2 separate regions of the Homo sapiens genome follow, and region 1 is linked to region 2. The links are chromatin loops, found by intact Hi-C in ENCODE. Cell type or tissue: tibial artery. All regions are shown on one strand.

Region 1 (5,000 bases), 410 kb before region 2:
AGATACATACAAGGCATTTTTTAATGTATGTAATTTGTAATTTGTGTGTGTATGTGTGTAACAGGGTCTCATTCTGTCCCCCAAGCTGTAGTGCGGTGACGTGATCACGACTCACTGCAGCCTTGACCTCCTGGGCTTAGGTGATCCTCCCATCTCAGCCTCCTGAATAGCTGCAACTACAGGCATGAGCCACCATGCCAGGTTAATTTTGTATTTTTTGTAGAGATGGGGTTTCGTTATGTTGTCCACGCTGGTCTCGAACTCCTGGGCTCAAGTCATCCATCCACCTTGGCCTCCCAAGTTACAGGGATTACAGGCATGAGCCTCTGTGCCTAGCCATGATGTATGTAATTTGTAAGGTGAGATAACTGTCTTGTTGTTTTGCTTTGTCATCTATGTTTATATTGTTCTCTGTAAATCCTCCACTGGAAAAGTTTTTCCATCCAGACCTGAGTCTCATGAGCTACGGCTAAGATGTAATCACTCCCAAAGAAACATGCACTCTCAACAACATTTTTGACATACTTGATTGTTTACCATTGCTTTGCATGGAGGGGAATGAAATGGACCTTTTAGAATCAACTTGCCCAACAGTGGATCTAGGCCAGGCTGAGAAGAGGGTGCCAAGGCTGACATTTGAGTCTAGACAATGATGTCTCTCAAAATGCATTTTGCCCTGTGATTTTCCCCCAGCTCCTTAGTTTTCTAGCATAATTGATGGCCTTTGTGGGCCATAATCCAAAACCACTACACACAGGAAAAGGGCTGTCAAGCAGCAATAGTATAATAATTCATGCGTTATTATTACCATTTAGAGAAAACACCTATGCAGAATTGCAAGTTGTGATGGGCCCTTGAAAATCAACGTGTGTGCCGAATCCAGGTGGATGCTGTGACCTCACAAAAGCTGTGAAGGTGTGCTATCGCAGAGTGGAGGTGTGGCAAAGTCCAGATTCAAGAAAAGGCTGAAGTCAGCTTGTGTCCCTGACCTGGGATCTCAGCCTTAATCTCATGTTTAGAAGTGAGGCCAGTGCCATTGGCCATTGACATCCAGAAGATAAACTCTCATGGAATGACAGCTGACAAACAGCAGATGCCTTCAGACTGGCAGATTCTTCTATCTTGTGTTAATGCATCTTTATGGGAATTCACAATGTTCTCTAGGCAGGGGTCCAAGTGATAAGCACCAGAGCTTTGAAATAAGATAGTAGAAAGCGGGGTAGGCTGTGCTTTTGAAGTGCATTTTCCTGGCAAACGGAAGATGGCCCTCCTCATTCTGCCAAAGGGAATTCTAAGAGCCAAGATTGCATAAGAGGATTGCATTTTGGATGTTTTTAGGATGTGAGCTGAGGTAGGCTTAGCTCTGGCTCAAGGATTTCAAAGTAACTGACTTGTTTTGTGTACTTTCAGCTCTCTGCAACTCTTGCTGAATTTTGGCATCTTTAGCAGAGCAGGAGCAATCAGCATTGATAAACAGATTTCCTCTTGTATGGGTGCCTTGCCAGTGCAGGGATGTGCAGTGATCTTTCACCCTCTCAGCTTTCCTCTCGATACTGCATTCATCATTTCAAGAGCTTTCAGGAATGTGGGCCGTGCTGACATTTTGTAATGTCTATCAGGAATTGAGATTTTAGGGTAACAACATAAAATGTTCCTAAGGTGAAGGTTTTGTTGTTGTTTTTGTTGTTAATTGCCTACATTATGACAGTTTTGTACTTAATTATCACCACATATCTAGCTGCTTGAAAACTGTTTCTTTTTTAAAAATACAAAGCAATAAAAATATAAACTTAAATTTCTTTAGCTTTAATATATCTTGGTTCACCTCCTCTAATTAATTTGCCATTCAGCTCATTTCATTAATGTATAATAAAATAACAATTTGACATTTGGATAAGTTAGTGAATTTGGGGCTTATGCTTTTCAAAGCTGATACTTGTTTTCTCTTAGGTTTTTATTATTGTATTAGAGCCATATAATAAAGGAAGAAAAAAAAAATAAAAAAATCCATGGGATTAAAGAAGAAATTATGTTGATTAAAATGTGTCATTTGAGCCAGATGTTCTAGAAGGAACTGCATGGGATGTGTCTTTAGAAATGCTCTGTGTCCTCCACTGTGAGAGCAGAAGACGTCTCTGCATAGTCCTCTGTTCAAAACCCAAACTATAGATTGACCAGTACTCTCACATTAAAAAGCAGGGTTTGAAGGATACATTTACCCTCAAAAGGTAACTCGGCACTCAAAATTTATAGATCAGTCTTACCCATGACATAAATCCATGGAGGAATAAAACTTAATTTGTAACTTAGGGGATGCAACATTCAGGTTAAATGTGATAAAAATATGTGATGATGGACTCCCTACAAAGGAACCGGTGAGAAGGTACCCTAGCTACTGAGAAGCATTTTGTGACTAAAGGACCTTATGGGTTATTGATGATTATTTACATTCTACCAGAACTGTTAAAGCCCTGAAAATTACCTTTACACTTTTTTTTTTCTTTTAAGACGAAACCTTGCTGTGTCACCCAGGATGGAGTGCAGTGGCACTATCTCAGCTCACTGCAACCTCTGCCTCCTGATTCAAGCAATTTTCCTGCCTCAAGCAACTCTACTGCCTCTCCAGTAGCTATAATCCCAGCTACTCCTGTAATCCCAAGTAGCTGGGATTACAGGTGCCCGCCACCCGCCATGCCCAGCTAACTTTCTTTTCTTTTTCTTTTTTTTTTTTTTAAGTAGAGACAGGGTTTCTCCATGTGGGCCAGGCTGGTCTCGAAATCCTGGCCTCAAGTGATCTGCCCTTCCTCGGCCTCCCAACATGCTGGGATTACAGGTATGATCCACCATGCCTGGCCTCTTTACACTTATTTTTAATTATAATTACACTAAGAAATCACCATGACTCCCACTTATTAAGCTATTTTTATAAGCCATATAGTGTGTTAAACACTTTACATGTGTTCTTACTTAACTGTTGCCCCAACTCCATGGAGTCGATATTAGTTACCGCATTTCAGTATTATAAACACTGAAACTGAGTTTCGGAGGGAGTAAATAACTTCCCCTTCCGTGTGCAATCAGAGGTAGTGCTAGGATTTGATTGAGCCTTATGGCAATCGAAAGCCCATGTTTCTACCTTTCCTAGGCTCTGCCTCCTCTGTCGAAAATTCAAGGCAGGCGGAATGCAGTGCTGCCCCTGACACACACCACAGTAGCGACTCCAGTCTTCATCTGAGATGATGGCACAGGTGACGTCTTACTTGGGATTTTGAATTTTATGCACTATAATGCCTGCACATGATAGAAATAATTGGCATGTTGCAATATTCCCTGAAGGACTGTGGTCCCTTGTCTTCCCCCTATATATAGATCAGGGTCCTTAACAATGCCACTGCATTAGATTTAATTATAATCCAGATATCTATGGACATAAGAAAGATAGTTGTTCATTCACTTTAACCTGCACTAAAGCAATGTTTGTAAATCAAACGATGTCTGGAACCAGACAATTCAGATTATTTGGTAAATATTTTGTATACATTGAATTGAGGGATCTGCAAAAAGAAGGAAGAGGTGACACTTGGACCCCTTCTAACTAATTACATGACAGAATTCATCCATCACATTTCAAAAGCAATACAGAGAAAAGTGCATGATTTACAGCCAGAAAATGACGCATGCCTGGGTTGCAAGAAGCCACAGAGGAAGGGGACAGAATGTGAAGGGAGGGTCTGAGGCCAGAGGAAAGGGATATCACTGACAATGGAATCATTTGGATGGATGACAGGGAGAAAAATGTCATTTTTAACAAAACTGTTCATTTCTCCTTATATCACTTCCTTTCACCCGAGTTTCCCAACATAGAGAGTGATTCCATCCGATTGCCAAGTCCCAGTCAAGACATTTCAATGGTTTTGAAAATTCATTCTCCTTCTTGACTCTTATCCAACCTGGCCACTTTCCCATTTCCAAGCGTGTGAAAGACGTGTCCCCTTCAGCTTGGTGCGGACATAATATTTGCTTTTCTCCAGACCCTCCCAGCAGACCCACAAACCTTCTCCTTCCTAGGAGGCTCCAGGTCGTTATTGTTCAAGCTTTCGTCACTCCCATTCATGAAGCTAAACAATCCCAGCCCCATTCATAAGGCTTCCCAGGAGTTTCTATTTTTACTGCCGCAATTCTCTACATTCTTTCTCACAACCGTGCAAGTCTGTCCCAGGCAACCTCTTTTCTCTCCTGTCCTTGCCCTCCTCCTCCTGTAATCATCCCGTCCCTCTTCTGCCTCCCCCGCTCCCTCATCTCATTCCTTTACTCCTTGTTGGAGCATCGGAGGAACCCCAGCACTACTCCCCTTCCCTAAGCTCACAACGTCTTCTTCTTCTACTCTTATCTCATTTCTCAAACTGCTTTTGTTTCTCAACCAAGATACTCTAGATCATTTAGTAGTGGTGGGTCCATTTCCTTACCTTTTCTGTTTTTTTAATCCAACTAAGTTTGCCAGTCTATGGCTCCCTCTTAGGCATCCCATCATTAAACTCACCAACTCCCTCTCTCAGTGAGTCAAAAATGCATTCAATATCCCTAACTCATCAAGTTGCGTAGATCAGCCTAGCCTAACTTAGATGTGCTCGGGACGCTTACCTTAGCCTACAGGTGAGTAAAATCACCTAATACAAATCCTATTTTATATAAAAACAGGGTTGAATATTTTACGTAGTTTATTGAATGCTGTGCTGATGGTGAAGAACAGAGTGGTTGCATAGGTGTAATCATAAAGTCAAAACATTGTAACTTGAACTGTCACAAGTCAGAAACTGCAACTTTACCATAGTATGCATACAACGCACATAACCATGACCATGCCGACTTTTCTTTCTTTTTTTTTTTTTTTTTTGCAGACAGTGTTTCACTCTTGTTGCCAAGGCTGGAGTGCAGTGGCGCCATCTCATCTCCCTTGCAATCTCTGTCTCCTGGGTTCAAGTGATTCTCCTGCCTCAGCC
Region 2 (5,000 bases):
AGCTGTGTGCTTCAGTTAATAATAATGTACCAATATTGCCCCCTCGGGTGTAACATATGTACCAGATGAATGCAAGATTTTAATGAAAGAGAAACTTGAAAAAGTGGAAAGGATAGGAACTCTACTTTCTGTGAAATTTTTCTATAAACCTAAGACTACCATAAAGAAAGAAGTCTATTTTTTGAAAAAATAGTATGTTTCTATAGAAGTCAAGGCAGTTATGTAATTGTATGCATATATTCAATATGTTATACATGTGATTAACATTGCCTTGATAACTACATACCAATAATTTAAATTTTAAAAAATTAAATTAAAGTTATTTAATTATTCTGTATTTATTATCTTTATAAAATTTGAACATGCATAAGGATAACAATTGCATAAATTACATGAAATAATGCAGTCCAATTTTCTTTCATTTGTTCCTATTGGATTTGAAAATTATATTTAGTAAGTCACATTTTTAGTATATAAGGAGATTTATGAAAATGACTTTGATTTTTAAAATGGTATTTAGTCAACCAGAAATGCTGAGGAACGGCATTCTTAGTTGAAATCAGCTTTTTAGAATACTAAAAAAGGATTTAATTCATTTTAGTTTTATATGGTTTTCTTAGTGCTTTTTTAGTATTGTGTAGTACATAATTTTTGATTATTTTTACATTAGGTAGGGACCTAACAGGAAAAATGATTGTTTTATTTCTAAATTGAAACAGAAATAATTTAGAGCTTCTCAGTTCAAAAGTGCTTTCAGGTATGTTTAGCAAATCAATTGTAAGTCTGAACTCTTTCGTGCTACTTCCTGATAAAAACAAGCACTAGTCACATGAACTGTGTGCAATGATGTGCACATAGGACTAACTGGGAATTTTGTTAAAATATAGATTTTGATTTGGTGGGTCTGGGGAGAAGTTTAAGGTTCTGGATTTCTAATAATCTCCCAGGTTATTCTGATGCTGTTGTTCTGCAGACCACACATTAAGAAGCAAAGTGTTGCCTCAAACTTGTTACCATATGGAGAGAAAATAGGAGAAACATGTGAGCCATTTCTGAATATGTGACTTACATGCTTATTTATCTGTCTAGACATTTGTATTACTTCTCCCATTAAAAGGAAAGACCCAGATAACAATAATCATCTCTCCATCCTTCCACCCATCATCTATCCATCCTTCCATCCATCTATTCATCCATCCATCCTTCTATCCATAATCCATCCATCCTTCCATCCATCACCTATCCATGTGTCCATCCATCCATCCATCCCTTCCTCCATCCATCCAAGAAATACCTATAGAGTCTTTTCCATGTATAAAAGACAATCAGAAGCCCAGGAGTACTAAACCATAGAGTCTAATAGGTGAAAATATAACAAAACTTCTAAATAAAGACATAAAAAATAATCTTAGAAAATGATGATTGCTGTGAAGAAAATATATCAAGAGAAAGCAATGGAGAGTGATAAAGACAGTGTACAAACTGCCTGGGCTCCTGTCTCCAGGACAGGATTTGAATCTGCGTAAACATGGGCAGGTGACTTTGTGGGCCAGAGCCTCACATTCTTCCTCTTAAACCCTCTCCTTTAAAATGCAGGTATGATTGAATGAAGTAATTCCTGGAAGGACCTAACAATATGCCTCACATGTTGAAAGAACTCAGTAATTGTTAGTTATTATGATTTTCTGAGGAGCTGGCTTTGGAAACCATATCTGGTTGCAGTGATGCAGAGGAAGTCATCCCAAGCAGAGATAAGAATTTATGAAAATGTAAAAACTTCTAATATGCCCAGCGACTAGAGAACAGGGAACAAATAAGCAATGCAGTGTTTCAGGAATTTGGGATGAGTGTAGCTGGAAATGGGATTTTAAAGGTAGGTAAGATGTTAGAGATGGATGCTGAAGGAAAAGTATGCTTCGTACTAAAGAGTTTGGCTATTAGCTTGACCTATAGGCCAATGGCTGTCAAACTGCAGTGTGCACAATAATGCAGACACCTCTCCCTCATCCAGCTTCTCACACAATCATTTTCATTTTAACAAGATGTTGAAGCATATATTTCATTGGACAAGAGGAAACCAGCAGGGTTCTGAAAGCAGTGAAATATGTGAATGATGACAGACCAAATGCAATGGTGCTGATGTAATTACGAGCTATAAGAGCAATCCAGAAATTTATTTTAAATAGAGAACAAACAAAAATTAACTAGTTGGCCTGGGGGAGGATAGCAGAAAGATATTTTGAGCAGACTAGACCAAATTATAATATCAATTTTTAATAAATTATGCATTTATAAGTAAAGTTAATGACGGGGCAATAGTTAAAACTAGCCAAGAGTTCAAACAGAAATTGCCTGGCTGCACGAAGAACTTCTGGAGATTTAATTACTGGGGTATGTAGTCATGTGAAGAAAACTGGACAGAGGCACAGAGTGTCCGGGAACTCTTTGTCTTCATCTCAGAAACACCAGAATTGGCCTTGCAATTTTGAAAAATCGATTTCTACTGATTTTCAGCAAACCAATTTACCAGAGATCTTTTCACCTCCTCTGAAACAGAATATAACACAGATTTTCACTTTGGAAAAACAAATTGTCTTTGGAGAACACATGGATGAAAGAATTCTACCTTGAGACTAGGAATCACCATCTTCTCTATATGTCAAACTTATGAGACATCAATGGATAAATAAGACACAGGGCACATGGAAACATTTAATAAAGATTCCGGGTTAGGGGTAAAGAGGCTATTGAATGGGATGCCTGAGCAGAAGGACTTCCACCATCCCTGAAGCTGAACCCACTGTCTGCTTTACCAAGAATTGCCACCATTTGAAGTTCTACAATGAAGAACACGTGTGAGCATGTGTCTCTCTATGTGCATGTGCAGTGCTCTGATTATAAATATATTTAAATCAGGCTAGGTGCTGTCACTCATGCCTGTAATCTCAGAACTTTGGGAGGCCGAGCTGGGTGGATCACCTGAGGTCATAAGTTCAAGACCAGCCTGGCCAAAATGACAAAACCCCATCTCTAATAAAAATACAAAAACTAGCCAGGCACGGCCTGTAATTCCAGCTACTCAGGAGGCTGAGGCAGGAGAATAGCTTGAACCCTGGAGGCAGAGGTTGCAGTGAGCTGAGATCATGCCACTGCATTCCAACCTGGGTGACAAGAGCAAAACTCTGTCTTTCTCTCTCTCTCTCTCATATATATATATTATATCATCACATAATATATATAATATATATCATATAATATATATATATTATATATCATATAATATATATATTATATATATCATATAATACATATATATTATATATATCATATAATATATATATTATATATATCATATAATGTATATATTATATATATCATATAATGTATATATTATATATATCATATAATGTATATATTATATATCATATTATATATATTATATATATCATATTATATATATATTATATATCATATTATATATATATTATATATATCATATTATATATATATTATATATATCATATTATATATATATTATATATATATATAAAACTGCTTTGCTCACCAATATTTCAGTCATGACCTTACATTGATAAAAATAGCATTTCCCATGTCCCATTTTGATAGTGGATACTGGCATTACTGTCTTTGCTTTTTTAGGAAGATAATTCTGACACCGAGGGGGCAGTTGGACTGGAAGGTCAAGATCAGTTGTATTCTAATAAAAGAAAAAAGAAAAGTCCTAATTTGTAGTGTTTGTAGATTTCATACTGTGAATACTCCAGCTATGGTCAGTGTCTTTCTTTTTTTAAATTTTTAATTTTTGTGGGTACATAGTAGGATATTTACAGAGTACATAACATGTTTTCATACAGGCATGCAATGTGAAATAAGCACATCATGAAGCATGGAGTATCCACCCCTACAAGCATTCATCCATTGAGTTGCAAATAATCCAGTAACCATCCTTCTACTCTCTATGTCCATGAGTTCAATTATTTGGATGTTTAGCTCCCACAAATAAGTGAGAACATGTGATGTTCATCCTTCTCTGCTGCAGTTATGTCACTTAACATAATGATCTCCAGTTCTACCCATGTTGTTGCAAATGACTCAATCTCATTCTTTTTTATGGCTGAATGGTACTCCATTGTGCATATGTACCACATTTTCTTTTTTTTAGCTTTTTTTTTAGCTTTTTTTGTTTTTTTCGAAATGAAGTTTCATTCTTGTTGCCCAGGCTGGAGTGCAATGGCAGGATCTCAGCTCACTGCAACCTCTGCCTCCTGGGTTCAAGTGATTCTTCTGCCTCAGCCTCCCGAGTAGCTGGGATTACAGGCCTGCACCACCACGCCCGGCTAATTTTGTATTTTTTAGTAGACTTGGGGTTTCTCCACGTTTGTCAGGCTGGTCTTGAACTCTGGACCTCAGGTGATCTGCCTGCCTTGGCGTCCCAAAGTGCTGGGATTACAGACATGAGCCATGGCGCCTGGCCATTTTTTAACTTTTATTTTAGGCTCAGGGACACATGTGTAGGTTTGTTATATAGGTAAGCTCATGTCACAGGGAGTTGATGTACAGATTATTTCATCAGGTACTAAGCCTAGGACCCATTAGTTACTTTTTTTCTGCTCCTTTCCCTCCTCCCACCCTCTACCCTCAAGTAGGCTCCAGAGTGTGTTGTCCCTTCTTACGGTCAGTTTCAAGCTAGCACTTGTTTCACCGGCTCACAAAATTATTGAGCATTCAGCTCTGTGCTCTTGCAGGACTATCCAAGCTGGGCCCCATCCCCACTGGGAAGAGCTCTTCATCAAGAGGACAGGTAGGAAACCATGGACCAACACAAGACACTAAAGACTGGTGGCTGGAGGAGCTAATGCAATGGTGTTCAAATGCGGCAAAGCGTACGATTTGATAGACATTTTTGAGATTGAGGAAATCTGGCAACTGACAGATTTTTTTTAAAAGAGAAGTCATGGAAAAGTATCAATTTTATCACT

What was found. A loop is a pair of places that touch in the nucleus more often than their neighbours do. Peaks named below come from ENCODE experiments on the same cell type or tissue, not always from the same donor. Only the 100,000 strongest peaks of a DNase experiment are listed, where the experiment ranks them.
Region 1: a loop joins it to region 2, with 3 times the contacts of the local background. A loop is called at or near these places in 2 of 110 quality-filtered maps.

The regions. Positions count from the first base shown.
Region 1 is chr10:4,082,461-4,087,460 of GRCh38, forward strand. LOC107984195 (a long non-coding RNA gene) reads left to right here. Exons shown (of 10, transcript NR_176060.1): 8 at 224-359; 9 at 816-915; 10 at 1,411-1,790. Among named protein-coding and RNA genes, the nearest start is that of MIR6078, 94 kb to the left of the region's middle. RefSeq lists an enhancer at 958-1,470. In tibial artery, no CTCF peak of the experiment used is centred here; no DNase peak of the experiment used is centred here; H3K4me3 peaks cover 413 bases; H3K27ac peaks cover 1,868 bases.
Region 2 is chr10:4,492,654-4,497,653 of GRCh38, forward strand. No RefSeq gene overlaps it. Among named protein-coding and RNA genes, the nearest start is that of LINC00703, 110 kb to the left of the region's middle. In tibial artery, no CTCF peak of the experiment used is centred here; no DNase peak of the experiment used is centred here; H3K27ac peaks cover 1,281 bases.